Regions from separate parts of the Homo sapiens genome. Here region 2 is linked to region 1. A link is a loop called in an ENCODE intact Hi-C map of the cell type or tissue named here. Cell type or tissue: HCT116. All regions are shown on one strand. Links, peaks and the distances in the headings refer to the core of each region. The heading gives the core; the rest is flanking DNA.

Region 1 (8,330 bases), core at 87-8,086:
TTCTCCCTTGTTGGAGAAACTGTGTCATGCCTGGACTGCTGATGACCTGGGCAGTTTTTGGGGAGTCCTCCCTGAGAGGTTGTGAGATTTCCTGGTGACATAATGAGGTGAAGTTCAAGAGGAGGGTGAAGGAGCAGGGTGTTCCCATTTATCCTCATAGCAGCTTGCCCACGCCGTAGGTCATGTCTCAGAGATTTGAAGGCACTTTCAACTTGCCATTCACTTGCTTTGACACTTTTTTTGGTAACTGAAAAACATGTCTATGGAGCATGATGTGTGCTGAGGGCAGCGATGTGATGGCCAGTGTTCGCGCAGGACGTCCTTTTCAACACAAAATCTGGGCAAGAGGATTTTCTTTTCTTTCTTTCCTTTTTTGATAACAGGGTCTCGCTCTGTCACCCAGGCTGGAGTGCCGTGGTGCGATCTCGGCTCACTACAACCTCCGAGTAGCTGGAATAACAGGTGTGCACCACCACACCCGGCTAATTTTTGTGTTTTTGTAGAGACGGGGTTTCACCATGTTGGCCAGGCTGGTCTTGAACGCCTGACCTCAGGTGATCCACCCGCCTCGGCCTCCCAAAGTGCTGGCATTACAGACATGAGCCACCACGTCTGGCCCACCTTCTTTTTTAAATTTCCATTTTTATTTTAGATTCAGAGGGTACACATGCAGGTTTGTTACAAGAGTATATTGTGTGATGCTGAGATTTGGGCTTCTGATCCCGTCACGCAGATAGTGAACATCATACCCAATGGGAAGTTTTTCAGCCCTTGCCCCACTCCCGCCCCCTCTTGTAGAGCCCAGTGTGTCTACTGTTTCCATCTTTATGTTTGTGTGTACCCAGGATTTAGCTCCCACTTATAAAAGTGAGAACATGCAGTATAGATATGTTTCTGTGTTATTTCTCTTAGGATAATGGCCTCCTGCTGCATCCGTGTTGCTGCAAAGGACATGACTTTTATTCTTTGTTGTGGCTGCATAATATTCTATTGTATACATGTACCACATTTTCTTTATCCGGCCCACCATTTCTGCGCACCTAGATTGATTCGGTGTCTTTGCTTTTATGAATAGCGCCGTGATGGACATACAAACCCATGTGTCTTTTTGGTAGAACCATTTATATTCCTTTGGGTATATACCCAGTAATGGGATTGCTGGGTCAAATGGTAGTTCTATTTTTAGTTCTTTGAGAAATTTCCAGACTTTGTTCCACGGTGTCTGAACAAATTTACATTCCTACCAAAAGCATAGAAGTGTTCCCTTTTCTTCGCAGCCTCACCAACATCTGTTATTTTTTGACTTCGTAATAATTGCCATTCTGACTGGTGTGAAATGGTATCTCATTGTAATTTTTTTTTTTTGAGACTGGGTCACACCCTATCATCTAAGCTGGAGTGCAGTGGTGTGATCATGGCTCACTGCAGCATCAGCCTCCCAGAATCAAGTGATCTTCCCACCTTAACCTCCCAAGTAGCTTGGGCTACAGGCCTGCACCACGAAGCCCAGCTAATTTTTTTTTGTAGTGACAAGGTCTCACTCTGTTGCCCAGGCTGTTCTCAAACTCCTGGGCTCAAGCAGCCCTCCCACTTCAGCCTCATGAAGTGCTGGCATTATAGGCATGAGCCCCTGCACCCAGCCTATTGTGGTTTTGATTTACATTTCTCTGATGATTAGTGATGTTGGGCATTTTTTTCCTGTTTGTTAGTTGCTTGTATGTCTTCTTTTGAAGAATCACTGTTCATGTCCTCTTCCTACTCTTTATTTTATTTTTATTTATTTATTTTTTATTTTGAGACAGAGTCTTGCTCAGCCACCCAGGCTGGAGTGCAGTGGCATGATCTTGGCTCACTGCAACCACCGTCTCCCGGGTTCAAGCGATTCTCCCATCTCAGCCTCCTGAGTAGCTGGGATTACAGGCACCCACCATCATGCTCGGCTAATTGTTGTATTTTAGTAGAGACGGAGTTTCACCATGTTGGCCAGGCTGGTCTTGAACTCCTGACTTCAGGTGATCCACCCACCTTGGCCTCCCAAAGTGCTAGGATTACAGGCGTGAGCCACTGCGCCCAGCCTATTTACTTATTTTTTATTTTTATTTTTATTATTTTTAGAATCTCACTCTGTCACCCAAACTGGAGTGCAGTGGCACAATCTCAGCTCACTGCAACCTCCGCCTCCCAGGTTCAAGCGATTCTCCTGCCCCAACCTCTCGAGTAGCTGTGACTACAGGCACCTGCCACCATGCCTGGCTAATTTTCGTATTTTTAGTAGAAATGGGGTTTTGCCATGTTGGCCAGGCTGGTCTCGAACTCCTGATCTCAATGATCCGCCCACCTCAGCCTCCCAAAGTGCTGGGATTACAGGCGTGAGCCACCATGTCCAGCCTCCTCTGCTCACTTTTTAATGTTTTGTTTTTTTTTATTGATTTAAGTTCCTTATAGATTCTGGACATTAGTCCTTTGTCAGATGCATAGTTTATGAATGTTTTCTCCCATTCTGTCAATTGTCTGTTTACTCTGTTGATCATTTCATTTGCCATGCAGAAGCTCTTTCATTTAATTATGTCCCACTTGTCAGTTTTTGGTTTTGTTGCAATGGTTTTTAAGGACTTGGTCTTAAATTCTTTGTCAAGGCTAACGCTGAGAAAGGTATTTCCTAGGTTTTCTTCTAGGATTTTTATAGTTTGAGGTCTTACATTTAAGTCTTCAATCAATCTTGATTTAATTTTTACACATGGTGAAAAGTAGGGGTTCCGTTTCATTCTTCTGCATATAGCTAGCCAGTTAATTGAGTAGGGAGTCCTTTCCCCATTGCTTATTTTTGTCAACTTTGTTGAAGATCAGGTGGTTGTAGGTATGCTGCTTTATTTCTGAGTTCTATATTCTGTTCCATTGGTCTATGTATCTATTTTTGTACCAGTACCATGCTGTTTTGGTTACCATAGGCTTGTAGTATAGTTTGAAGTCCAGTAACGTGATGCCTCCAGGTTTGTTCTTTTTGCTTAGGATTGCTTTGTGTGCCGCCTTCTGAAGTCTAGTCACCCTGTGTAAATTACCTACATTTGTTACTGACCAAGGTTCTTCCACAGGGGAGCCTGCTGCTAAGATGGCAACAGGGCTCCCTCCCAGCCACCCCTGGGAACCAGGATTGAATGTGCTGCACCTGCGTCCTCAGCTGTGCAGGGTGCCTGGTTCCTCGCAGTGGTGTCTGGATATTCACTGAGCCACAGCGCTGCTGGCTGAGGGGCAGGCAGGGGCCAGCACACCCACCTCAGGGCCAGACCTTGGTCCAGAGCAGGGGTTTGAGGACTTGGACAGGCAGTGGGCGCCATAGCAGACAGGGATCAGTCTCTGGGGGGACCTGGTGAGAGGATGGACGCATGGGGAGGAGCTGGGGCCAGTGGCTGAGCCTGCTCTGGCCCCCAGGGCCCACACATGGGGGGCTGGCTTGGGGAATGAATGAATGAATGAATAGGGGCTTGCATGGCTCTGTAACATCTGCCCAGGCTCCCCTCATTTTAGAATCCACGGATGGGCACAGTGCATCCTTCTCCCAACGACTTCCGGGCCTTTTGGGAAATGTGCTCACTATCGGCCTCTGGTGGTTGGCTGGTGTCTGGACTAGGCTGACCACACCCACACCAGGGCAGGATATTCGAGTCCCCTCTGCTTTCCCAGATCCTGGAGTCTCTTTGATATAAACAGTCAGCTTTGTTATGAACAGATGCCAGGGGCTCCTCTTAGCCTGGAGGGCCTGACTTCCAGCCAGGGGGGCACCGTTCTGTCCAGCTCCATGCTCCACTGCAGCAAACATGCAGGCGGTGGTGCGAAGGACAGAGGCAGCGTCTCAGCATGAGCAAATCAGCCGGGCAGCTCTCATGCCTCCAGGGATTTTTTTCAACATTTCACAAGGGCCAGGCATGGTGGCATGCAGCCGTAGTCCCAACTGCTCAGGAGGGTGAGGTGGGAGGATCGCTTGAACCTAGAAGTTCAGTTTCAATCAGGGCAACATAGTGAGATCCTATCTCTACAAAAAAATATTTTAAAAAAAATGATTTTACAAGAGATAGGTCAGGAATTGAGAAAGAGTGGGAAGGATGAAGGCAGGAGATGGTCCTTCTGAGGAGCACCTGCAGGCTGGCCGTGTCTGGGCACAGGGACAGAGAGGTGGGGCCCAATGCCGCCCTCAGGGTCGGGGTGGTGAGGAGGAGGGGGAGGGTCCTTTCCACAAGTCCATGCTGAGTCTCACATAGCTCTGTGCGGCTGCCCTGTTACACATTTCAAGAGTATTGACCCATGTCGTCTTCACAACTATGCTTCAAAACATTATGCCAGTTTTACAGATGAGGAATCTGAGACTTGGGGATGCAAAGTGGCTTTCCCAGTGTCACCCAGGCCTTCCTGACTCCCCAGCACAGGCCTTTCTTTCCCTGGGACCCACTTCTCTAGCAAATGCCAGGGCCTCAGTGACCGGGTGCCAGCAGGGTGCCGGTGGCAGGCAGGCACTGGGTCTGTCCCGTCTTCACTTGGTGCCCCCTTCCCTCTTTCCCTCCTCATGCAGCAACTGAACCACCCAAATATCATCAAGTATTTGGACTCGTTTATCGAAGACAACGAGCTGAACATTGTGCTGGAGTTGGCTGACGCAGGGGACCTCTCGCAGATGATCAAGGTGAGCGCCTGGCGGGGTGGGGGTGCTGGGGGCTGCGCAGATCTGGAGCCAAAGGTGGCAGTCTTCCTTTAGCCCAGTCCCACAATGCTCTGCCTTTAGCCAGAGGCGGCCACCCGGGGACCCTGGGCGCCCCCCTGCAGATGCCCACAGGCCTCAGCTGCAGTCTGGTGAGGGCCTCTCAGGGTCCGTCCCCAGCTGCTGTTGCTGGAGGCCTCTTTCTTTCCACTGGCCTCAGGGAAGCTCAGCTCAAAAGAGCCCATATGCAAAAGCAAGGCGAAGGTGGTGCCAAGACAGGATGGTGGCTGGGAGGGGGCCAGCCATGGGCAGAAGGAACTCCTCTGGCCACCCCCAGTGCCCCAGCCTACCACAGGCACATGAGCCACTTCTCCTGCCTCACAGAAGGAGCAGGGGCAGCACCCCGTTTGGTCAGACCCCAGCTCTTGGGAAAGCATCTTGTAGATCCACTACCTCATTTTAAAGAAGGGGAAAACTGAGCCCAGAGAGGTTAAGAGACTTGCCTGAGGATACCCAGCATTGTGGGTACAGAGCCATGCCTGTGGCCCAGGTCTCTTTTCCTGGCCTGGGACCCTTTGGTGGACATGGTCCCAAGATGCTCTCCCCAGCCCTAGAGGGGGAACTTCATTTCCATGTTAGGGCTGACACCCAGGCCTGGGGTCTTCAAGAGATTGAGTGACTGTTCGAGTCACATGGGCAGGCTCAGCGCCAGGACTGGCTCATGCTCCACGCCCCTACATACATCTTCACCTGCCTCATCCCACCACCCAGGGCACAGGGCGGAGTTCACCATGAGTCTGGTGTCCAGGACCACTGCAGCTTCAGTGAAACAGCAGCACCTCCTGCCAGCCTCCACCCAGCCCAGTACGCTCATGCGTCCCTCACTGAGTCCCCGCCGTCCTCAAATAGCAAAGCTCAGAGAGGTCTAGTCTCCTGCCCAAGGCACCTCAGCCTCTAGGTGGAAGCCCCCAGGCCTGCCTGACCCCCAGGCCCAAACCTTCAGCCCCTACTCCACTGCTCCTTAGTGGAGGTCCTCACGTCCCTACTGGCTTGGACCTCTGTCCCCAGGGCCCTGCTGTGGCCCCATCACCTCTCTACCCTGGATGCAGCCTGCCTGCTCCCAAGTGAGGCTGGGCCCCGCTGGAGCCCCCACCCTGCTCACAGCCGCACTTAGAAACGGGGCCGGATGTGGGTTCTCTGTCTTTCCCATCAGGCACTGGGGATTGAGCAATTGCTCAGTGCTCTTCTGAAATTTGGGTCCTAGGAATACAGGCGTCACTGGGAAGTGGCATTACTTGAGCTGTTATCACCTGCTCTTACATTTCCGTTGACATATTAATGCCTTTGCAGGGATGTTAATCTGCACACAGATCCCTGGTGGGAACAGATGTGCTAGATCATGTCTTAGCTCTTCCTCTCCCCCGCCCCCGCTTTACTTGTTTCTCCTTCACACGGATTCCCTTGCTGAACATACAAGCATCGTGTATCCACTGTGTGCCAGCCCTCATGCCAAGAACTAGGGTTGCCGCCAGCATGGCTCCTGCCCTCAGGGATCCCAGATTCTAACAGGAAAACAGACCCTCGAATGAGTAGTTAGGAGCCAGTGTGAACAAGCCATGTGCAGGGCCTGTGGGAGTCAGAGAAGGCTTCCTGGAGGAGGTGACACTGAGCTGAGCTGTTAGGGGAGGTGGGCTGTCCAGAAGCAGAAACGGTCCCACAGGGATGGGAAAGGGAAGGGAGCTGAGATGGAGACCACCGGATCACGTAGGGCCTGTTGCTCCAGGCTCGGGGTCCAGGACCAGGCCCTAAGGTCAGAGAAGCTTCCTAAGATTCATGGCGGTGAACAAACGTGGTCAGCTCTGTGTTCTAGAAGAAAGACTGGAGGCCGGGTGGAAGGAGAGGTGAGGGCAGGGACGGAGGAGGAGCAGGAGATGAAGGAGAGGCCTCTCCCTGCTGCCACACGGGAACGCAGCCCGTGGAGAGGACGCCTCACCCTCTCAGCCCCAGTGGAGCCCAGACACTGTGGCCTCTCAGTCCACGGAGTGGGGCTGCCGTCAGACAGGCAGATGGGGGGCTGGGGCTGGGCAAATCCCTCTTCCCTGAACCTCAGTTTCCACCCTGTCCCCGGGAACCTCTTGGAGGGAGCATTGCAGGAAACCCAGGCCAGGTGCAGTCTCCCTCAGCTGAGAGAGAAGAGGAGACATGGGGGCATTCTATCCAGCATCCCTTCTCTATGCCAGGCCTGGGATGGGGTGTCTCCTTCCCTGTGCACCCCTTCCTTGGCTTCACCAGAGCCAACACTGGCTCAGGGTTCAAGTCAGTCATGAACCCAGCAGGATTGAGTCTAGGATGGGTGTGGCCTCAGTTTCTGAGCAGCCACCTGGCCCCCCACGCCTCGGGTCCTTCCTCCTCACCTGGCATGGTTCCCCCTCCCACAGTCCCCACCTCTCTCCCCCCACTGTCCCTGCCTGCTCCCGTTCCCTCCAACCCGGCTCAGGGGCCCTCACCTGCAGAGCTGGCTCGGTGCAGCCGCCAGCAGGGGAGGCCTGGCAGTGCAGAGACCCACTCGAGTAAGACACGTCCCCTGGATGGCCTCAGGCGGGTCCCTGTGCCTCAGTTGCCTCATCTGTAACATACCAGCACAATGCCTGGGGTTTGGTGGGAGCTCGGTTCCCCTGGTTCTGCCTGCTCTCAGGCCACCTCTGGGTTTCCAGAGGAACAGGGGATACCCCATGGTCGCCCCACTGGCCTCAGAGGCTGTCAGGCAGCAGGGATTGTGTCCCGAGAGCCTGCAGCCTCAAGGGCTGAGCTGCGCCATCACAGCCATGGTGCCCGAGTTATTTACGAGGAAGAGTGAAGCTAGGAGCTGCCGTAGCCCCAGAACCCACCAGAGACTCTGCGCCTCCCCGCTAAATGTCAGACAGCGCTTATAGGACATGACATTTAGAAAATCACCACTCTCGGCCACGCGCGTCCCTGCTTAAATGCTGTAATGAGGATTCACTCACATCACAGCGTGAATAACATCCCGGCCTGGCCCGCCACAGGCCTGGAGGTGGCCTGGGGGTGGGGTCTGTGCTGAGACCTGGGACGGCTCACCTGAGAGGGCCTCCCAGAATTGTACCTCAGAACAGCCTCGAGGGGATTTACGGCGAGGTCAGGGGCTCCCCACTGCGACTGTCCCACCGTGGGAAGCACCCAGACCTGGGTCCCAGCTGGGTGCTGGGTGACCTTGGGCATGTTCCTGAACCTCTGAGCTCAGTCTCCCATATCAATGGTTACTGGTGTTATTAGAAGTGGGCTAAGGGGGCCAGGCGTGGTGGCTCACGCCTGTAATCCCAGCACTTTGGGAGGCCGAGGCAGGCAGATCACCTGAGGTGAGGAGTTCGAGACCAGCCTGGCTAACGTGGTGAAACCCCATCTCTACTAAAAATACAAAAAATAGCTGGGCGTGGTGGCGCACACCTGTAATCCCAGCTACTCGGGAGACTGAGGCAGGAGAATTGCTTGAACCCAGGAGGTGGAGGTTGCAGTGAGCTGAGATCACGCCACTGCACTCCAGCCTGGGCGACAGAGGGAGACTCCATCTCAAAAAAAAAAAGAAGTGGGCTAAGGACTTGGGCTTTCTAGGTGGGAGGCC
Region 2 (8,330 bases), core at 126-8,125, 780 kb before region 1:
TTTGAGAAAGAAAATCTTGTATCTACCCAACTGTTTCCTCATAGGACAAAATGTAAACTCAGCTATAAATTAAATGGTTACTGTGGTATATTTTAAAAACTAATATTAAGCTCTTACGAAGAGCCAGGTACCATGCTGTATTATCTAACTTAATCTTCACACCAATCCTGTGAGGCAGATTACATTTATTCTTCCCATTTTACAGATGACAAAACTGAAGCTAAGGAGTTAAGTAGCATGCCCAAAATTACAGAAATAGAAAAGTGGTACTTGGAACCCAGGTCTGGCTGACTCCTGTTAAGTAGGTTCCATCTCTTTTCTTCAGTGCCTGCCACTGGGCCTGGTACAGAGGAGGTGGCAGCATTTTTAAAAATAGAATTAGACTGTCTTGGTGAGTCCTAAAGATCAGGAAACAGGTATTAAGATGACATAAGCCACTCCCTGGAGCATCACTTTTTGGAAGAAGAGAAAAAAGAAGTGATGAGTTCCTTTGAGCCCAGCAGTCACAGAGACCCTCCTTTAGGACAGACTGGTCTCCTCAGCACTAGGGCTCGAGTCCAAGCTGGCAAGATGCTTTCTGCATCAAGACTAAATGTGTCTGTGAAACCAGAGAGACGAAAGAAACAGCTACATGCTGCTGACAGCAGGGAGTACGGCAAAAATGTTTTCTGTACCCCAGGAATGCAAAGTCACCACCCTGACACATTGAATTATCAGCTTTAGACTAAGAAGCAAGATGCTAGAGGAGTTCATGTTTCCTCCCTAGATGCTGGAAACCATCACCAAAGAGGATCGGAAGCAGCATGGGACCAGTGGAAAAACCGTGAGTTCTAGAGGCAGACAGACCTGGCTCTAGTCCGACTCTTTCTTCTTGGCACCTACCTCACCTCACCCAGGAGCTTTCTCTATCTTCTTCCTTAGCTTTCTTTTTCTGCATAACACTTATTACCATCAGACATATTATATGTTGATTTTCATCTTTGTTTACTCTCTGTGTCTTCCTAAGGTAGAAGAGATTTGAGGACTAGGACTTCATTTTGTTCACTGCTGCAATTCCAAGCATCTAGAATAGTCCCCTGGTTTAGTAGGGTCTTGGTAAATGTTTGAGCAAAGTTGTTGCATTAAGTAATTTCAATTCTCTCTGCTTTATGTTTCTTATTTAGCAAGTTGGGGATAATACTGTGTACATTTAACCAAGAAAATATACATAAAGGGCAAGAAGTAGGAGTTCAGTGAGTACCAGGTTTTTCCTACCCCTACTTCTTTTGCATAAACACTTATCAACCCAGGATAAAACTAATCAACCCGGGATAAAAGTTTCCCTTCAGAGAACAGATAATGACCTTTTAAGCTGGCAGCTGACTTGCTCAAGACAACCTCAAAACCTCCAGACCATTTTATTGTGAAGACGAGAGTGAACATTCCTCGCAGTAGGAATATGAGCAAAGAAAAGTCCCAAGCAACTAGCTTATGAATAATGCCAGTGAGCTGTGACTGATGGAAACAGGGTTGAGTGGAGACCTGCCAGGTCACATCACTAACAGGGACCAGCAAGCCAAACATAAATAATCTCCAGTTAAAGGGTTTCCAAAAATCCTGCCACGCCTCCATGGAATGTGACTGCTGGTGAATTGGGCATTCACTGGATAAAAAGTTTGCTGTGGAGGGCAGGAAAGATGCACAGAGGACGAGTACTTCCCATCTGCCATCGCATTTAATTCTGAAAACAATTTTACGAGGGTGGCATTTTTATCCCCACTTAACAAATGAAAAACCTGCGGTTCAGGGAGGAGGGAGGGCTTCCCAAAGTTTCATAGCTCTGAAAAAGTAGCTCTCCTGGAATCTCAACCTTCCTTAGCCAGTACCAAACTACAGTGCACACACAGTGCCTCTCCAACACTCAAATATTCCATCGAACACTTTGCAAGCTTTCCTCTACCTGTGTGCCTCCAGAAAGAGAATACATTAAGAAATTAGACATCTGTTAGATAGTAATTGGTAGCTAATAAAACGTCAGCAAATTCACTGAAGTTTGGGGGGTAGTCAATCAACATATGTGAATTTTTGACATTCCTGTTAGCTCCAGGCTAAGCCCATAAAGTTTTAAATACCTCATTCTTATTTCATTATAAAATAGAAACCAGCCAGACACATGTCAAGGAAGCTCTATGAAGGTATCGTTTAAGTCGAGATTCCCTTACCTATTGTACAGTTGAGGTAATAGGGTTCAGAAAGGTATAGTAACTTGTGTAGAGTCACACAGCTTAGAAAAGGCAGAGTCCAGGTTAGCATCAAGTCTAACTTCAAGTCAAGGGGTCTTTCACTTCATTATGCTATTCATTTGCCTGGGGAAGGGATGAGGGGGAGCGATCACCAAATAGCCTTATTCTCTGGGATCTGGCAGTGCTGGTTCTCAGCCTGCTTGACCTCAGACTCACCCCACTTTTCTGCTCTGCTCTCTACAGACAGGAGGGTGACCTTTGCACACTGAGTTCCCTGGGCTCCCAGATCAGCTGGTTTCCGCTTGGTTTGGCCCATGCAAGGCACCAGCGAGAGATTAGGAGGAGGAAAGTGGAAGGGAAAAGTTTGAGTATCTCTTCACGCTCTCTCTGCTTGGGTGGGCTGTCTAGCAATGGTTCACCTCCTCCCTGACTCAAGCACCCACTGCACAGACCCGCAGGGACCAGCTGTGGTCAAGTGACCCTGGCCTCTGGCCTCACGAACACCACCTCTGCTGTTACTAATCTCTGGATTGCCTCCCTGTCTTCTTTTGAATTTCAGCTCCTCCATCACTTGTGTAACCACTTCCTTGCATTATTTCCCCTCTGTTGTAAACAATGAAAGTAGTCTCTGTTGTCCTTAGATCCTGACTGACACACTGATTAAGCTGCTGGACCTAGAGGACCAAGTAGAGCAGCCTGCCGTCCTGAGCTGGGAAAGCCGAATGGCGGCTCAGCTCTGCGTCTCAGGACCACCTGTTGGCCCCAAACCTCTGTCTGGCCAGACAAGAAATGCTTTGGAAAAACAATGTGCTTTCCTGTTTTTGAGATTCCCAGTCATGGAACGGGTAAAAATGAACCCAGCTGGTATCCTAATTCCATGGTCTCAGAGCAAGAAAAATTAACCATCAGCCATTAGCTCTAGCAGTGCTTCGTAAACTGCTGTGAGGAGTACTAGATGCATGGAATGCTGATATGTATTTTGTGGAAAAGGTCTGAAAAATGCTGGGTTAAACAAAGTGATCCAGATTTCTCTACAGCTGGGCTTCAGTAGTGTACATTGTTAATGTATTTAAAAAGTTACAGTAGATGTAAAGTGTAACAATTCCAAATTCTATGGGATCAGAAAATATATCAATATCTTTGGGTCTAATAGTTCAAGGAACAGGGTTCTGGAAATGCTGGCTTATGACATTAGTGCTGAATCCTGTAGAGGCCAACACAGTCTCTTATGGCCTGGAAACTGACCACTCCTCTGCTTCGTCCTCAGCCACGCTCCTTCTGTCCCTGCTCCAGCCACAGGGGCACTCACAGTACCCGACCGTGCCACATGCTGTCAAGGCCGCTTGCCTCTGCATGTGCTACTTCCTGCCCCCTGCTCCTGGGGAGCTCCTATTCCTCCGGTAAGGCCTTATTCCAGACACATCCGTCCCTGGGAAGCTTCCCCGCAGCACCCAATCTGCAGTGATTAGCCCTGTGCTGAAATGTCTCCCAGCTTGCACATTCTACTATAGCAGTTCCCACCCCTTACTGCAACTCTCTGCTTCCTTTCCTTCTCTGCCTCTCACTGTCTTTAACAGTGACCAGGTCTTATTTGTCAGTGTGTGTGCAAGTCAGTGCCCTGGTCAGGTCTGCGGTGGGGACCACTATTGTAAGATTTCAAATGCTTGTTCCATGTTGTGCTAACAAGGCTTGACTATAATAGACTTCAAATTCACTATAAATCAAAATTCCATTGTTAATACAATCCCTAATAAATAAACCTTATATGAATGTGGCTTTTATCATGATTGTCAATAATTTGCTTTTGTAAAATCCTAACATCAACTGAAAAACAACCAACAAGAAATATGGATTAACACTGCTGTGAGAAAGCTAGCCACTAGGTGTCAGCCCAGGAAAAGAGGAGGAAGGGCTACACTTCCCAGCGTTTTAAGTTTTCATCCAATTATCACTACAAATATCAAATATTTAAACAACAAAATATTAGCCAATTAAAATTATCTATTAAAGGAATGTTTTAAAAAAGATATATAAAATTTTGACATTACCCCTTGCAAAATAGTTTATAAAGGTTGTTAGTTTAACCTGTATTTGTCAAGAAACACTTGTATAGATTAGAGAAATTGACTCCTAAGAGGGAACCAACTCAGTTTTCTTCTGAAATGCCCTCAAATCACATGTAATATGAACCACATGGTAATCACCATTGTGGAGTGCAGTCAGAGAAAAGAGCATGGTCACCAGAACCAGGCAGATGGAGGGGCCAATCCTGTCTCTGCCACTTCTTAAAAAGTGACAATCTTTCCTAGCCTCAGTTTCTCATCAGTAAAATGGGGCTGTGCATGCTCTCCACAGGGGGGCTGTAAAAAGGGGAATATATATAAAGAGCCTAGCATATAACAAATGCTGTTCTTTTCTTTTCCTTAAGACTTCAGGTCTTAATGATTTATTTAACGAAGCTGTTTTATAGCTTCCAAACAACTAAGGACATTATAAATAAGAACTATGTGCCAGGCGTGGTGGCTCACGCCTGTAATCCCAGCACTTTGGGAAGCCAAGGTGGGCGGATCACCAGGTCAGGAGATCAAGACCATCCTGGCTAACACGGTGAAACCCCGTCTCTACTAAAAACACAAAAAATTAGCCGGTCGTGGTGGCGGGCGCCTGTAGTCCTAGCTACTTGGGAGGCTGAGGCAGGAGAATGGCGTGAACCCGGGAGGTGGAGCTTGCAGTGAGCTGAGATCGCGCCACTGTACTCCAGCCTGGGCGACAGAGCAAGACTCCGTCTCAAAAAGAAAAAAAAAAAGAACTATGACAACTTCATTCATTCACATCCTACTGAGCACCTTCTATGTATCAGGTTCTGTGCCAAGGATACATGAGTAAACATGACATTCCACTGTCTTCTGGAGAAGGCTTCAATTTTCTTGTGGAAGGGTAGCCTAAGCCTGAATGTCATGTAGTCATATATTTCAGAGAATGCAACCGCACCCCACAGAAAATCAGTGAAGATATATATCCAAGAACTGAGGGTGGGGATGAAATCAACACAACTGTATCCTCTAATCATCACAGATATCATAATGTCCTATACAGAACAAATCCACCATCCCTCCATCAACTGTGTGCTGGGGGCATAGGAATAAGATCTCCTGTCTCCTGTTCTTTTTTTTTTTGAGACAGAGTCTCGCTCTGTCGCCCAGGCTGGAGTGCAGTGGCACGATCTCAGCTCACTGCAAGCTCCGCCTCCCGGGTTCACACCATTCTCCTGCCTCAGCCTCCTGAGTAGCTGGGACTACAGGCGCCCGCCACCACACCTGGCTAATTTTTTTGTATTTTTAGTAGAGACGGGGTTTCACTGTGTTAGCCAGGATGGTCTTGATCTCCTGACCTCATGATCCGCCCACCTCAGCCTCCCAAAGTGCTGGGATTACAGGTGTGAGACACCACGCCCATTCCCAAGATCTCCTGTTCTTAAGAAGTTCATAGTCTAGCTATGCATATGAAGTCACTTAGCACCATTTCAGGCTGCAAATTGTCAAATGTTATCATTGCTTGAAAATGGATCAGAAAGATTTCCTTTTCAGAGTCTCACTGAAAAAGTGAGAGACCCTAAAGTGAGAACATCTGATTTTAAAACACCAGTAGCAGCAACCGTTTCTCTTTGCCACTGCTTCCACAAAGATAGAGTATTTAAAACTGCCGTGGTGGCTTCAGCTTAATCCATGACTATAGTCCTCTCTTGTGTATTTCTAACTAGAAGAGAATATTTACTGGTCATGACAATTCTGCAGGAGATGATCCTCCCTAACTCTAAATGCCTGTGGTTAGCCACCATGCAGCTGCTGGGCTGTGCCTTCGCTTTACATTTACACATTCGTGATGTGGTGTTTGTGTGGCTTATTCCTCTCAGGTTCTAAGATGAAGCTGCAGCTGATACGTTTTAAAACTAAGTATTGGCCGGGCGAGGTGGCTCACGCCTGTAATCCCAGCACTTTGGGAGGCCAAGGTGGGCAGATCACCAGGTCAGGAGATCAAGACCATCCTGGCTAACACAGTGAAACCCCGTCTCTACTAAAAATACAAAAAAAAAAGTAGCCGGGCGTGGTGGTAGGCGCCTGTAGTCCCAGCTACTTGGGAGGCTGAGGCAGGAGAATGGTGTGAACCTGGGAGGCGGAGCTTGCAGTGAGCCTAGATCGCACCACTGCACTCCAGCCTGGGTGACAGAGCGAGACTCCATCTCAAAAAAAAAAAACAACAACTAAGTATCTCTATTGTGCAACACTGAAATATGACCACCAGCCTTTCTGATGTATAGCATGGGGAAACAGGTATCAGTCATTCATTTGTTCATCCAGTCAGTCAACATTTAATGAGCACCTACTAATACCAGACTATGTGAGGGACATCAATGTGTATAAAACATGGCCCCATGCTTTAAAGGAGCAAAGTAAGAAAGGAGCCAGGATTATTAAATGAGATCAAGTTAAAGCCTAGAATTCCTCCAGGATGGTGCAAGATATACTAGCTATGTTTTATTTTTCAAGTATTTCATATGAATTTCATTTGAACATATGGGAAATTTCATTTTGATCATATTCAGTTATGCTCTTTGAAATCATTCAGTTGAGATTGATCATAGTGTTTAAGTGGATTTCCTGCTAGTTCCCATCTTCTCTCACTTAGAGAGCTACTTTTTACTTGGGCAGTCTACTTCTAGAACAATGGTTCCCAGTTCATTGATCATTTATTGTGTGACTCCAAGGTAACAAGACTCTCAAACTGGGTTCTGAACAACATCAGTGTCCCTGTGACGTGGGCAGTGGAGATTTGGTGCCAATATTGAACAATGGTCATTTTTTCTCAATAGGCAACAAATGTTTTGATGAATTAAGCCTCAATTATATTTTCTCATATGCATTTAAAAAACTGACTGTAGGGCCGGGTGTGGTGGCTCACGCCTGTAATCCCAGCACTTTGGGAGGCCAAGGCAGGCAGATCACCTGAGGTTGGGAGTTTGGGACCAGCCTGATCAACAGGGAGAAACCCTGTTTCTACTAAAAATACAAAATTAGCTGGGCATGGTGGCGCATGCCTGTAATCTCAGCTACTCAGGAGGCTGAGGCAGGAGAATCACTTGAACTTGGGAGGCGGAGGTTGTGGTGAGCTGAGATGTCGCCATTGCACTCCAGCCTGGGCAACAAGAGTGAAGCTCTGTCTCAAAACAAAAACAAAACCTGACTGTAATTTTTTAAATGACTCTGATTTTCAACTCTTGGTACCTTCCACCCCTATTTGTCCATAATTGCTGGTGGGCAATAAAATGAATAAATAAATAAATAAATATTAAAGGAAATAATTAAATATGTGATTTATTTCAAATCCTTTATGTATCATTTGAGATAAAAGCCATACTTTCACAATTAGTTCAAAAGAAAGAATTAAATGGGCCAGAATAATTTCAGGGTGTTTTGCATGGCTCCAGGTTCTTGGGCACTTGTTGAACAAGTATGGACACCACTATTCTAGAATGTCGCAGTCTCATCTTTCCCTTCCTCCTTTACTTTGTCACCCAGGGATGGTCACTATCATTTAGTTAACATCTACTATCAGCAAGGCACTATGCTGGTGTTTGGTGCATATTATTGCTATTTTTCTCAAGAGTCCTGCTAGCTAGGCATTATTTACATCTTACACATGAGAAAAGTGAGTCTCAGGATGGTGAAGTAACTTCCAGAGTCATCTTCTAGTAGATGACAGAACTAGAATTAAAACCCAGGTGATTCCAAAGGCCATACTCCTTCCATCACATTCGGTGGCCTCCTTAGCCACTTAGAGCCACAGAGCTATAGTGATGGTCCCTGAAGTCCTGGGGCAGAAGCACCTCCCCTTATCCTTGCTTCATTCCCAGGACATGATCTTGACTTCAGATGACCACTAAAATGGGAAAAAATGTTAATTAGCAAGTTACCAGCCCCTTCTGCAGTCCCCTTTACACTCCCCCATCAATGAATCTGCTTAGCTCCGGCCTGTAGGTTTTGGCTATAATTCCTTATCCACTTGCCTAAAATATACCGGAAAATAAAACAAATGTTTCATGAACTTTTC

What was found. A loop is a pair of places that touch in the nucleus more often than their neighbours do. Peaks named below come from ENCODE experiments on the same cell type or tissue, not always from the same donor. Only the 100,000 strongest peaks of a DNase experiment are listed, where the experiment ranks them.
Region 2: a loop joins it to region 1, with 5 times the contacts of the local background. A loop is called at or near these places in 8 of 110 quality-filtered maps.

The regions. Positions count from the first base shown.
Region 1 is chr9:124,316,895-124,325,224 of GRCh38, forward strand. It overlaps NEK6 (NIMA related kinase 6), which reads left to right. Exons shown (of 10, transcript NM_014397.6): 5 at 4,565-4,675. Among named protein-coding and RNA genes, the nearest start is that of NEK6, 63 kb to the left of the region's middle. RefSeq lists enhancers at 7,721-7,800, 7,811-7,860. In HCT116, for the core only: a CTCF peak has its summit at 3,604 (motif pointing left); a DNase peak (open chromatin) is centred at 3,627.
Region 2 is chr9:123,540,087-123,548,416 of GRCh38, forward strand. The region is part of intron 13 of DENND1A (DENN domain containing 1A); the gene reads right to left. Among named protein-coding and RNA genes, the nearest start is that of MIR7150, 59 kb to the left of the region's middle. In HCT116, for the core only: a CTCF peak has its summit at 4,075 (motif pointing right); a DNase peak (open chromatin) is centred at 4,085.